3 separate regions of the Homo sapiens genome follow, and regions 2 and 3 are each linked to region 1. The links are chromatin contacts, found by Hi-C or POLR2A ChIA-PET in ENCODE. All regions are on one chromosome and are shown on one strand. Each heading gives the region's core, a stretch centred on a gene start or an enhancer-like site at or near the end of the contact. The rest is flanking DNA. Distances are from core to core; before and after follow the strand shown.

The links. A loop is a pair of places that touch in the nucleus more often than their neighbours do. ChIA-PET counts read pairs that join two places held with the same protein, here RNA polymerase II (POLR2A). Pooled maps may share reads with other maps.
Region 2: a pooled map shows a loop between it and region 1 (13-fold over the local background). The contact joins the promoter of TIMP1 here to the promoter of LINC01560 in region 1. A Hi-C loop is called at or near these places in 7 of 50 pooled maps.
Region 3: a loop to region 1 is called in a map of B cell, with 11 times the contacts of the local background. The contact joins the promoter of ARAF here to the promoter of LINC01560 in region 1. A Hi-C loop is called at or near these places in 10 of 168 maps with a recorded cell type or tissue (B cell, CD4-positive, alpha-beta T cell, CD4-positive, alpha-beta memory T cell and 4 more), 20 of 37 single-sample maps with no recorded cell type and 21 of 50 pooled maps. POLR2A ChIA-PET finds 5 or more read pairs at or near these places in 2 of 52 experiments (activated B cell and activated naive CD4-positive, alpha-beta T cell).

The regions. Positions count from the first base shown.
Region 1 is chrX:47,480,151-47,484,603 of GRCh38, reverse strand. LINC01560 (long intergenic non-protein coding RNA 1560) reads right to left here and starts at 1,888. Exons shown (of 1, transcript NR_126059.1): 1 at 1-1,888. ZNF41 (zinc finger protein 41) reads left to right here and starts at 1,382. Exons shown (of 5, transcript NM_001324144.2): 1 at 1,382-1,509. RefSeq lists a silencer at 1,368-1,657 and an enhancer at 1,648-1,947.
Region 2 is chrX:47,580,122-47,584,574 of GRCh38, reverse strand. It overlaps TIMP1 (TIMP metallopeptidase inhibitor 1), which reads right to left and starts at 2,139. Exons shown (of 6, transcript NM_003254.3): 1 at 2,101-2,139; 2 at 1,039-1,167. The coding sequence starts at 1,159. All of the region lies in intron 5 of SYN1 (synapsin I), which reads left to right. RefSeq lists silencers at 2,182-2,281, 2,342-2,491.
Region 3 is chrX:47,558,774-47,563,226 of GRCh38, reverse strand. It overlaps ARAF (A-Raf proto-oncogene, serine/threonine kinase), which reads right to left and starts at 2,022. Exons shown (of 16, transcript NM_001654.5): 1 at 1,976-2,022; 2 at 164-318; 3 at 1. The coding sequence starts at 259. It overlaps LOC124905184 (a long non-coding RNA gene), which reads left to right and starts at 1,788. Exons shown (of 2, transcript XR_007068225.1): 1 at 1,788-2,143. RefSeq lists a silencer at 1,656-1,955.

The DNA.
Region 1 (4,453 bases), core at 639-3,138:
CTAATGTAATATCCCTAATGTACAGTGTAACTGACAGACTGTTAATATCCCTAATGTACAATGTAATTTGTACACTGTTTACAAATTGATACGAAAAGGAAAAATCACCCTAAAGAAAACTGGACAAAGGATATGAACATTTGCAAAAGAGAAAAGCCAAATGGCCAATAGACCAAAACAATCCTCAATTGCACAAAGTAGTCAGAAAAATACAAAATTAAAGACAGCATCAACATCCAGCGCTGGAGGGGATTTGCCTTAATGAACTTAATGATTTTGCTGGTAGGACTAGGAAACTTTATAATCTTTTGGGGGAAGGAATTTGGCTATATCTATTCAGTAATGAAACCTGCAGTTAATAATAAAACTTCAAAACATAGGAAGCAAAAATTGAATAGCACAAGGAAAACCTGCCAGTACAGTCTCTCTCTCTCCTCTCTCTCTTTCTCCCTGCCACATCACCCCCAGTTGACAAGCTGAAGGGAATTATCAGGAAACACACATTTTAAAAGGCCCAACGCACAAGCTTGAACCAATAGAGCCGCAGAGTACGATAAATCCAACAACTAGAAGATACAGTGTTTTCAATCAAGGCACAAAACCATTTTTGAAAGCTGGCCTCGTACTTGAGCCTTAAGGCAAGTTTCATCAAATTTCAAACTCAACGTTCTTGGGCCACAAGGCAAATGGGCTTAGAAATCACTAACACAGGGATTAACTTCTTGTTCGTTTGCGGAAATGCAAAATGGTGTTAAGACCTGTAACATTTTCTGCAGTCCCTCTAAATTCCTTCTTTGAATAATCGATTCCTAGAACAGGACGCGACGGACCAAGCTGGGTCAAACTGCCGACAGCTCCATTGGGCAGCATGTCCACCCCTGATGACCAAATCCCACCAAACGTGCAGCTGGCACTCGGCCGCCTTTGTTTCCTTCCCCTAGAATAAAACTCCGCTGCTTTCCCACGTTCCTGGAGCAGCAGCCGGAATAAAGCGCCCATGGCCTTGCCCTTTGAGTCTCGGAGGATGTTTGCCACTCCAACAATGGACTTTTAAATAATTCAGGGGTCAAAAGGCGTGTGTGGGGGGGGGAGAAAAGTTACAAATCAGCACTTGAAACCGAACACAAACAAAAATCAAACAAATCCGAACTAATATAACAAATCAAAACTTTGATCTTTAGAAGAAAACTTCAACCTTAATGCTTCCAGGAGGAAAGCAGAAAGGATAATGACTGAATTGTGAAAACGAGCCAAAATGTTCCACCACTGATGTCACACACACCTATGACTCCCTGCACAGATCCACGGTCCCGGGCGCTGAATCCCCGCAACCCTCTGCGCCCACAGAGGTTAAACTCTCGCTGCTGGCGACTTCCGCTTCCTGGCCTAAATCTGACACGCACGACTCCCCCCGCGGCAACTGCACAGGTTCGGTGACAGCCGAGACGCCGAGTGTTTCCCGCAGCCGGCCGGGGTCCAGGTCGGAAATGTAGCCAGTGGGGCCGCCAGGTGGGCTCCAGACGCGGTGGGCGCGGGGTCCCGGCCGCCGCGGGAGAGGGGTCGCCGCGTCCCACAGAGCAGTGCGGCGGCAGGGGCGGGGGCGGGTGCGTCTCGCGACCTGCTCCTGGGGGTGGGGGCTGGGCGATATTTAAAGAGGCGGAGGCTCCCCGGTAGGGACGGCCTGAGGCCGAGGGCACCCTGAGGGCGGAAGAGGCAAAGCGCCTCGCCCGCCGGGGCCTCGGAGGTGACTAACTCCTAGAGGCTGCGGCGGAGGGGAGAAGCCTGGTGGTACATTCCATGGCCCAGTGCCTCGGCCACTGGAAAATCCCACAGGGGTATATCGAGTAGGGGACCGCGGGCTCCGCGGCAGAAATGACCGCCCTTCCAAGATGGCGGCTCCCGTAGAGACACTCCCAAGGAGACAGCCATGTTCCTTGCCTGAGAGTCACTGAAGGAAATTGGAAAGCCCGCCTCTCCTTCGACGCACACGCGCACGCGCACGCACGCACCGGCGCGGTGTAAGGGCACCCACCAGGTGTAATTGTGGGCGAGCGGCCGCTTCGGAGCTGACACTAAGCATGTGCAGATCAAGTCCAGAAGCGCCGGGGTTCCTCGAAGCAGTTTTCAGGACTTAAGGCTCTGGGAGTGAGTTTAACAGACGGACTTAGGGCCACTTAAGCATTGAGATAAATATGGAGATGTTATGACATGGATCAAGCATTAAGATAATTATGGGGATGTTATGACATGGATTTTGTACTCGAAGATGCTCAGTAGGATGAGTAAGGAGGCTTCTCTGGGGTCATTTATAGGGAGGTGCAGAATGAGTGATTGGGGTTTGTGGGTGAGTGATGGGTCACTAGAGAAAGTTGATGGGTAGCCTGTGGGATGAGTGTTGGGGACACCGGAGTGAATAATAAGGGGGTCTGTGGGGTGAGTGATACAGGGTCTCTAGGGTGAGTGATAAGGTATATGTGAGATGAGTGATGAGAAGTCCGTGGGGGTAAGAAAGGGCTGTGCGGGGTGACTACTGGAGGTCTGTGAGGTGTGGGATGGGGTTTATTGGGTGATTGACCAAGGTTCCTGCTGGGTGAGTGATGCGTTTCTTTGGGACTAGTGATGGGGGGCTGTGGAATCAGATATGCAGCTTCCTGGGGTCAGTGATAGGTGGTCTTTAGGTCTGAGATGAGGTTATTTCAAAACCTACTTTTGACTTTGTTGGTCCTCCTGTATCTTTGTTTCTCTGTCATTAATATCTGCCCTTAACTTCGTTATTTCTTTTCTGTTTTTTAATTTTGTTCTCATTTTTAAAGTCCTGAATTTAATGCTTATCTTACTATCCAGTCATTTTATTTTATAATATAAACATTCAGTTTATAAATTTTTCTCTAAGAACACTTTAGCTCCGTGTCACATGTTTTGTTGTGGTTGCTGCTGTTCGGTTTTATTTTGTTTTGAGACAGGGTCTCACTCTGTCGCCCAGAGATGGAGTGCAGTGGCACGATCATGGCTCACTGCAGCCTCAACCTCCTGTGCTCAGTCGATCCTCCCAACTTAGCCTCCCAAGTAGCTGGAACTATAGGCATGTGCTGCCACACCCACTAATTTTTTATTTTGTGTAGACACGGGGTCTCACTATGTTGCCCAGGCTGATTTTTGTTTTAAAGATACAAGAATCTCTCTCTGTTGCCTAGGCTGGAGTGCAGTGAAACCATCATGGCTCATTGCAGCCTCAACCTCCTAGGCTCAAGTGACCCTCCCACCTCAGCCTCCCAAGTTGCTAGGACTACAGGCAGGCTTGCCCAGCTAATTTTTAAATTTTTTGTAGAGATTGGGGTCTTGCTATGTTGCCCAGGCTGGTCTTGAACTCCTTGGCCTCAAGCAATCCTCAAGTAGTCCTCCCACCTCATCCTCCCAAAGTGCTGGAACTACAGGCGTGAGCATCTGACCCACAAGTTTTGATATGTAGCATCTCCACTATAGTTTCCTTCTAATGTTTTCTAATTGCAGTTGCAATGTTCACTCTTACCACTGGGTTATTTAGATATGAGATTTTGATTTCCCAAAACGTTGACATTTTTGTTATTGATTTCTAAATTGTGGTTAGAGGCTGTCACCTGAGTGATCATTACGTGCAGGAATGATGCTTTTAAGTTCAATACATACCACCAAACTACTTTCCAAAACTTTTGTAAAATTGGAACTCCCACCAGCAACATATGAGAAGGCTTCTTCCAAAATCCTGTTCCACATTGGATTTTTTTTTAATTTACCCCATTCTGAGGGCCAAACACAAGGGTATCTAGTTTGCCTTGATGTGCGTTTTCCTGACAACTAGTGACTGAACATTATTTCATTCTTATTGGCCATTGAAATATATATTTAAACTTTTTCATATCCTTTGCCCTTTTTTTCCTTTAGGTGGTTTGTCTTTCTTACTAATTTGTGAATATTAACCTATATTGTAACTATATTTCCTCTATCTCTATATTTTGACTTTGAAAGGTGTCTTCACATTTGATTTTTAAAAAATCATCTATTAAGATATATCTGCCTTTTTCCTTTACAGGTTCTGAGTGTCTTGTCTTGCCTAGTGACTTCCTCATTTCATGTTCAAACAAATACGCCTTAAATTTATTTTTAATATATTTATTTCAATTTTTTAAAGTTAAATTTTAATCTAACTGGAATTTATTTTGGTGTATGGTATGAGATGGAATCAGTTCGTATATTCCATTTGGATAGCTAATTTTCCAGCACCAGTCGTTAAATGAATACCCTTTTCTAATTCAATTAAATGTCACTTTTGTCACATAAGTTCCCAAATGTGTATTGTTTTATTTCTGAACTCTGTTTAGTTCTTCTGATATATGTATCTACTCCTTTTTAAAAAATCATATTGACTTTAGAAATAGTTTTAACATCATGTAGAACTAGTCCCCCTTGCTTTCTT
Region 2 (4,453 bases), core at 890-3,389, 100 kb before region 1:
AAGAACAAACAAAATAAGGATATGGAATGTTAGACATTAAGTATAATGGGGAATTACAGACCTGGGTAAGGGGCTGACAAAGATTCTTTGCTTGACCAAACTTTACTCAGGCTCCTGAACCTCCTCCTAGGCCCATCTGTGCACTTCCTTGTAAAATCCAGTTTTAGCCGAGAGCCTTGCTAAGTCAGTTTAGCAAGAACCCCTATATTCTATATCTGATCATCCTCAATCTCTGATCATCCTCAATACCTGATCATCCTCAATCTCTGATCATCCTCAATACCTGATCATCCTCAATCTCTGATCATCCTCAATACCTGATCATCCTCAATCTCTGATCATCCTCAATCTCTGATCATCCTCAATACCTGATCATCCTTGCTATCTGACTGGGTTCTTCATCTTCCACCATCCCCCAGGTGATGTCTGATTCCCCTTGGCCTGCCTTCAGCAAGAATCCTGTTACGTCGGTTTAGCCAGAATCCCCCTTACCCCTGATGTTTCTTCTTAGTAATTTCCACCCACAGACCCTCACACTGCTCCTTAGCTACACATTCCCACTGGCCCATGCTATATTCAGTGTTGAGCCCAATCTCTCCCACCGACTGCAAGATCCCATTGCAGTGGTTCCTATACCCATCACCATGGTCCTGAATATGGTCTTCCTTACTGTGTTATAACAAGTATCACTGAATATTTTTCTGTTTAACAGGAGATCAGGAGTACTAAGGGGCAGGGGTTAAAATTTTAAACAGGATGGCCAGGGAAGGCCATCCTGAGAAGGTGACGTTTGAGGCAGCCACCCATGTGGATACCTGGGGGGAAAGTGTACCAGGCAGAGGGAGCAGCCAGCATGCAGATCCTGTGGTGGGCTTGGGCACAGAGTACTCAAGGAAGTGTGAGGATGCCAGTGTGGCTAAAGCAGAGGAAGTGCAGGGGCGAGTGGAATCATTCTAGAGGTAAGTGCCATGGTGAGCCCCACTGGACTGAAAGGGAAACCAAGGCAGAGTGTGTGGGCTGAGTGGGGTGAGGACTCACCGAGGTCGGAATTGCAGAAGGCCGTCTGTGGGTGGGGTGGGACACAGGTGCAGGCCCTGCTGGGGGCTATCAGCCACAGCAACAACAGGATGCCAGAAGCCAGGGGCTCAAAGGGGGCCATGGTGGGTTCTGTGGGGAAGGGGGATGTCAGGCAGGCCCCGGCCCAGCTGATCTGCTGACCTGGGCAGGTCATCCACCCCATCTTGCCCCGGGGCAGCCTATGGGGGGGATTAGGGGGCTGGATTTGGGCTTGAGGGGTTGGTAAGCTTAGGGATTTTAAGGGGATTGGGGAGCGCAGAGGAATTTAGGGTTTAGAGAGTTGGGAGAGTTTAAATTATTGAGGGACTGAGTGAGTTGCGGGGTTATGGGGTTGTGGCACTTGGGGGAGAAGGGGGCTGAGGAAGTTTGAGGAATGAGGGGATTGGGGAATTCTGGAGGTTGAGGAGTTTGGGGGTGAGGAATTTGGGATTGGGGGCTGGAGGAGTTTGGAGACGGCAGAGTTTAGGGGTTGTGTATATTAAGAGATATAAGAGGCTGGGGGAATTTAGGGAGGTTGAGGAATTTGGAGGAGGTTGGGGGTTTAGGGAGCTGGGGGAGTTTGGAGGTTGAAGGGGTTGGGGGAATTTGGGGGCTTAAGGCAATGGGGATACTTGAGGAATTTGAGGGCAAAAGAAGTTTGGGAGCTGGGGAACTGGGGATTGGGGAGCTGGGGGAGTTTAGGGAGCTGCAGGGGTTAGCGGTGGGTATTTAGGGGGCGATGAGGGAAATTTCGGGATGAAGGAATTTGCGGGGGGATTTGGAAAGCATTTGTGATATTAGGGGGTCATGGGTTTGGGGGAATTGGGGGCGGATGTCAGGGGTTCTAGGGAGTTTGGAGCCTCGGGGTTGGGAAAGCAGTTCCAGCCTCCGACCCTCTTCCCCCTAGACTAGCCCAGGGTCCTGGTACCCGCAGGCCAAGCTGAGTAGACAGGCATCTGGCACGGGAGTGCACGGGCCTGGTGGCCAGCACCCAAGCTGCAGCCCAGCTCCGGTCCCTGCTGGGCCACCCCGGGCCCTGCTTACCTCTGGTGTCTCTCTGGGCGCTGGATCTGCGGCGATGGCGGCAGGGCCTGAGCGCTAGAGGATAAATGTCCACGCTAGGGGCGGGGGTGGCAGCGGGTGCGGAAACCACAGGCCTCCAGGCTTCCTGGATGCATTACTCATCCACCCACCATCAGTGCAGAAGCCAAGGGGCGGGCCGACGAAAGGAGATACACCCTCCTCCTCTCCCACCCGCCTCCTCTCCCTCTCCCTGGGCCTCGCCCGGGCCAGCCACCTCCCCCACCTCCACGTCAGTCACTATTCCTTCCAAGCCGCCTCAGCGGAGAGCTTAGAGGCCGCATTTCCCCCGGCCCAGTCCCCTAAAGTCTCCAGAATCTATCCAATCACCCACATCCCCCAAGCTCCCTATGACTCAAACCCAAATTAGTTCAGCCCTTCAACATTTATTGTGCATCTACTGTGTGCCAAGCACACAAAAATCCCTTGTTTTGTATGTCTGACATGCTGGTGAGGGGTGGCAGAGAGGAAACAAATTAAGTAGCAGCAGTGGAGGGAGATAAGGCAGGTGAAAGGGGAGGAATACAAAATGGGGAAACTGAGGCACGGAGTGGTTAAGTGACTTACCCAGGATCACAGAGTCAATACATGGCAGAACTGAGACTGGAACTCAGGTGGCCAGGAGCCAAAGCCAGGGTCTCAAATAACACAGGCAAATAGCCGGCATTTATACAGCACCTACTGTATACCAGGCACTCAGCATAGTTTATCTCACTCAAAGCTCACAACAAATCTCTGAGATGGGTACCGGTTCTTATTCCCGTTTTACGGATGAGGAAATATGGGGCGTAGAGGAACTGTAGAATTTTCCTAAGATCACAGGGCATGGCCGGGATTCAAACAGAGGCTACCTGGCACCAGGGTTGTAACTCAGGAGTGGCACCGTCCTAGCAAGCAGGGAATGGTGCGGGTGAATGAATGAGCATTGGGAAGGGGGTGGCCATGAATGATGGTGAAAGAAGCAAGTGAGTGGGTCAGTAGAAAACTAATCCCCACCCCATCCTGCCCTGCCCCCTCCCCATGGACCTGTACCCCTGGTGGGGGGTGGGGTGGGGCAATCCTTGCCCACCAGCTTTCTGACAATGCAGGAACCTTCCCTGGGGTTCTGATTAACATCCTTAATTCGAGGAGGATAGATCAATAATAATAATTGTAGTGATGATGGCAGCCACTTATTGAGCACTTTCTGTGTACTATGTGCTAAAGTGTTTGTATAAATTATCTCATTCACTCACCATACTCCCTTGCTAATTAAGTTTGATTAACTCAGGGATGATAGCCCAATAACAAGAACACAACAAAAACTACCAGCAGCCCTTATGGAGTGCTTACTGCGTATCCAGCACTATTCTGGGTGGGAGGAATGTGAGGGATGAGAAATTGCCTAATGGGTACAATGTACACTATTTGGTTGATGGGGACACTAAAAGCCCAGACTTCACCACTATGTAATATATCCATGTCACAAAACTGCAGCTGTACCCTCTAAATCTATTTTTTTTTTTTGACAAGAGTCTTGCTCTGTCACCTAGGCTGGAGTGCAGTGGCGCGATCTCAGCTCACTGCAACCTCCGCCTCCGGGGTTCAAGAGATTCTCCTGTCTCAGCCTCCTGAGTAGCTGGGATTACAGCCACACCACCACCACCCCCAGCTAATTTTTGTAGTTTTAGTAGAGACGGGGGTTTCACCATATTGGTCAGATCTCGAACTCCTGACTTCAGGTGATCCACCTGCCTCGACCTCCCAAAGTGTTGGGATTACAGGCGTGAGCCACCACACCCGGCCTTCTAAATCTTTTTTTTTTTTTTAGACAGAGTTTCGATCTTGTTTCCCAGGCTGGAGTGCAATGGCAAGATCTTGGCTCACTGCAACCTCCACCTCCTGGGTTCAAGCAATTCTCCTGCCTCAGCCTCCTCAGTAGCTGGGGTTACAGGCACACGCCACCACGCCTGGCTAATTTTTGTATTTTTAGTAGAGACGGGGTTTCACCATGTTGGCCAGGCTGGTCTCAAACTCCTGACCTCGGGTGATCCGCCCACCTCAGCCTCCCAAAGTGCTGCGATTACATGCGTGAGCTACGGCACCCAGCCTAAATCTATTTTTTAAGAAAGCACTTGGCCGGGCATGGTGGCTCACACCTGTAATCCCAGCACTTTGGGAGGCTGAGGCAGGCAGATCGCTTGAGCTCAGGAGTTCAAGACCAGTCTGGGCAACATGGTGAAACCCTGTCTCTATTTAAAAAAAAAAAAAAAAGCACTGTTCTAAAGTCTTTTTACAGACATTATCTCATTTAATCAATCCCGATTGCCTCTTTGTT
Region 3 (4,453 bases), core at 773-3,272, 78 kb before region 1:
CCTGTGTGTATGTGCAGATGTAGGGGTCCTCAATGCCCAACAGAAGCGCAGCTGATGTTCCCATCCTTCTGCAAAGGCCTCCCCCAACCGTTGTCACCCTTTTGATCCCAGAGTTACAACTGGGTCCATCCACAGCCCCTGCCATTTCGCTTCCATGACTCACCACCGTGCGTTGCTTGTTGGGCAGGTATACTTTGACGGTGCCCACTGCCCGGGATGGCTCGGCCCCATTGGCAGGGGGGCCCCGTGGTGGCTCCATGGAGCCTTAGATTTTGTCAAGATGGGCTGAGGTGGGGCTGGGCAGGTGCCATGGGGCTCCTACAAGAAGGCAGACAAGAATTCAGAGGTCCAATAATGATAGTCTAGAAGCAAAGTGGCAGGGGACAAAATAAAATTCAAAGTCCAGGCTCCTGTCGCCCCCTGCAGCCTAATTTTCACACGACAGTCCAAGAGATCCTGCTCACATCTGAAGTCCTTCCAGTTCCTTCTCTGCTCAGGCCCTCCTGTTGCTTGTCTCACTCTTGAGTGCCAAGGTCTCAGCTTCACTGCACAGGGTTGCGGGGGAGAGAACAGGGAAGGGGGACAGAGCATACTGTCTTGGAGGGTAGAGGAGCACACAAGACTCTGTGCTGGGGACCAATGGGGAAGTCAGTACACACTGCACTGAGCCGTCAGGTACATAAGAAGCACGAACAGAATGTCCTGGGTTTTTTTTTTTTTTTTTTCTGTTTTTTTTTTTTTCTGACAGAGTTTCGCTCTTGTTGCCCAGGCTGGAGTGCAATGGCATGGTCTCAGCTCACTGCAACCTCCACCTCCCAAGTTGAAGCCATTCTCCCGCCTCAGCCTCCTGAGTAGCTGGAACTACAGGCGTGTGCCACCACGCCCGGCTAATTTTTTGTATTTTTAGTAGAGACGGGGTTTCACCATGTTGGCCAGGCTGGTCTCGAACTCCTGACCTCAGATGATCCACCCGCCTCAGCCTCCCAAAGTGTCCTGGTTTTTTAACAGAGAACGGGGGAAATGCCAGTTACTGTGGTGAGGGAGGAGTCGCAGGCACGGTGATGGGAAAGAGAGGATTATCAGATACTGCCCTTAGTTTGGGGAAGATGGAGGTTGCACCAAACATGTCCTTAAAGGGCACTGTGGACATCCCTAAGCCCTGGGGTGTAATGTTGATGTTAGGACCACAGACACCGTTGTTAGGTGGCTAATGGAAGTCCCAAGCCTCTATGATGAGGAATTCATGGGGGGGGGGGGTCACTACATACTATGCGGAAGGGAGATGTAACAGGCGTCACTAGGGACTGTAATGGGGAGAAGGGTGGAAATGGAAATGACCAGACATTGAGCCGAACTGGGGAGGTAATGGTGGACCACCAGACATTGTCATAGCAAAAGGAGAAGGAAGGTATGGTGTTGCGGGGAGAAAAATGGAGGTAAAGAGGGAGCTCCAAAATTCTCCTTGACAACCTGTGAGGGGTCACAGGCATATTACTGGTCTAAACTGAATGAGGGATCATGGAAGGCGGTTACAGAGGCGAGAATCCTGACATTCTCCCGGCGGGGGCGGTCAGACACTGATCCAGAATAAGGAAACCGGGGAGTGAACCGCGTTTCCACACACTCCCCGCAGTTGGTAAGGAAAGGTCATTGGACACCTTAGCGGGGGTTAAGACGGAATCCCGGCACCACTCGGTCGGGTCCCGCCTACCAAAGGGCTTCCGGCTCTGCGCAGGCGCACCACCACTAGCAGCGGGCGAAACCATCACCCGCAGCCTTGCCCGCCTATTCCTGTTACCCACCCCACCCCCGCTGTCGACGATGGTCTCGCCCCGGGTCAAACCACTCCTCCGGTTCCGGGCAGGGAACGCCGGGGCCCAGGCGCAGCCATCCTGGAGCTGAGCTTTCGGTCCGGGCTCCCTGCCCGTGCCCGGCAGCCGCTCCAGAAACCGAGCCCTCCCGGGCCCGCCCTCACCTGTCACGCCGCTACAGCCGCCGCCGTCTCCATCTTGGGCCTCTCTTCTTGTTTCCTCACAGAGTCCGCCTCCGTCGCCTCTCGGACTCTCGTTATTGGCTCTGCGGGACTCAGCCTTCCACCCTTATTGGGTCAGGGTCACGTCTGTCAAGGCAAGACCAACGGAATGTGAGTCGTGTTCCGGATTAGGAGGGGCCGCCTGAAACGTCAAGATCTGGGGCAAGCGCTCGTCCTGACTCGCGCAGGCGCAGTTGAGGCAAGACCTGCGTGCCTAGGGCTTTAACCCCAACAGTGGCATAGACGTATAAAGCAGAACACAGGTCATTTGGGGCTGACCTTAGGGCTTTGGCATCTGGGCGGAGAAATCCTTAAGTACCCTTTTTGGGCCAGTGCCCTAAGCACCCTTTTATGATTTTCCCGTGTCTCAGTTTTTACCATCTTTGAAATGGGTTGGAATCAGAACCAATGATCGGCGATGTTCACCAGCTCTAGGAGACTGTAGTTCATAGCCTTTGAGGACAGCGGGTCTCTGGTGTGGCGGGGGCTGGGGGACTGGGCCTAGGAGGGGCGGCCTGCTGTCTGGGAGGCTTCCTTTAGGAATGGGGTTGATTAGGACTATGAAAAACTAGTCACAGGTGGCCAGGTGAAGAGGGAAGTGCGGACCTGGAAGGGAGCACGATGCCAGTCAATGTGTGGAGGTATTGTGGGGTAAACACAAATTTTTAAAGATCGAATTTTCCCTGGTGTCAAAAGAGAAAGACGTCTCTCTTAGAGCATTTCCTTTAGAAAACTTGTAACTGTAAAATTTTCTCTGTCCCTTTGAGATGTATGTAAGTCCTTTTAAAAGCTAAATCTCTTGCCAGTTTTACATCCCCGGAATGTTTTTCTTAAGAGCCTTGTAGCCATCTCTTTGAAATGTAAACATCAATGAAAATAGCACCCCTGTCTTTCCCTGTCTTCGTGGGAATTTGATCTGCGTGCCTGGCTTCAAGTTATTACCTGCTTGTCATAGAGATATGAGTTTTCGTTTTCCTTTGGATAAAGGCAATTAACTAACACAGATAGCCACCCTAATTACCAGGTGAATTTGGGATGAAGTATGTGTACCAAATGGTGCCGTCAAGTTTCTTGAGCACAAGTTATTGTTTGAGAATATGTTTGTAATGGGCTGTATCTGCCTGCTACATAAACGGATGAGATTTCTTTCTGTCTTTGAAACCTCTTTAGCAGATTGTTTGTGATGTGCATCACAGTCTGGTGTAATGCTTATTCAGTTATAAAACTTTCCATTCCTGCCGGGTGCGGTGACTGATGCCTGTAATCCCAGCACTTTGGGAGGCCAAGGCGGGCGGATCACTTGAGGCCAGGAGTTCGAGACCAGCCTGGCCAACATGGCAAAACCCCGTCTTTACTAAAAATGCAAAAAAAAAAAGTCAGCTGGGCGCGGTGGCGCGCGCCTGTAATCCCAGCTACCTAGAATGCTGAGGCAGGAGAATCACTTGAACCCAGGAGACAGAGATTGCAGTGAGCTGAGATCACGCCACTTGCCACTTGCACTCCAGCCTGGGTGACAGAGTGACCCTGTCTCAATAAAACAAAAAACAAAAAAAAACTTTTCATTCTTGTCTACTTTGTGGAGAGGATTCATTGGGTTGGCACGAGATTCTCTTTTTAATTATTTCCCCAACACCATGAATGGCCTGTTGTGTTTCAAGTGACTGCATTCTCCTGTTTGGAGATTTAGCATCCTTTGGCAATGTAATGGGAAAGATCAGAGGAAGGTCATAGGTGAGGGGGGGCCTCAACATATTTCAATCTGTATTTATCACATGGCTTTCTCTGTCTATAAGAAGGAAGACAGAAGTTCTGCCTACTGGCCTCCCATATAATTTCCATTTCCCAACTCCCCTTTTCTTTTCTTTTCTTTTCTTTCTTTTTTTTTTTTTTTTTTTTTTTTGAGACAGAGCCTTGCTCTGTCACCCAGGCTGGAGTACAGTGGCAAGATCTTGGCTCACTGCAACCTCCGCCTCCTGGGTTCAAGTGATTCTCCTGCCTCAGCCTCCTGAGTAGCTGGGACTACAGGCGCCCACGACCATGCCTGGCTAATTTTTATATTTTTAGTAGAGACGGGATTTCACTATGTTGGCCAGGCTGCTCTGAAACTCCTGACCTCAAGTGATCTGCCCACCTCGGCCTCCCAAAGTGCTGGGATTACAGGCTTGAGCCACCACACCTGGCCCCAACTCCACTTTTCTATTCGGATCTTCACCATTTAATGGCTAAAAAAATTTTTTTTTTTTTTTTAGAGACAGGATCTCACTATGTTGCCCAGGCTGGTGTCGAGCTCCTGGCCTCGTTCTCCCAACACTCTAGGATTACAGGCATGAGCCACCATGCCCAACTCCAATGGATAAAATTAAAAAGACTGACAATACTATGTATTGATGATAATGTAGAGCAATTGGAACTTTCATACAT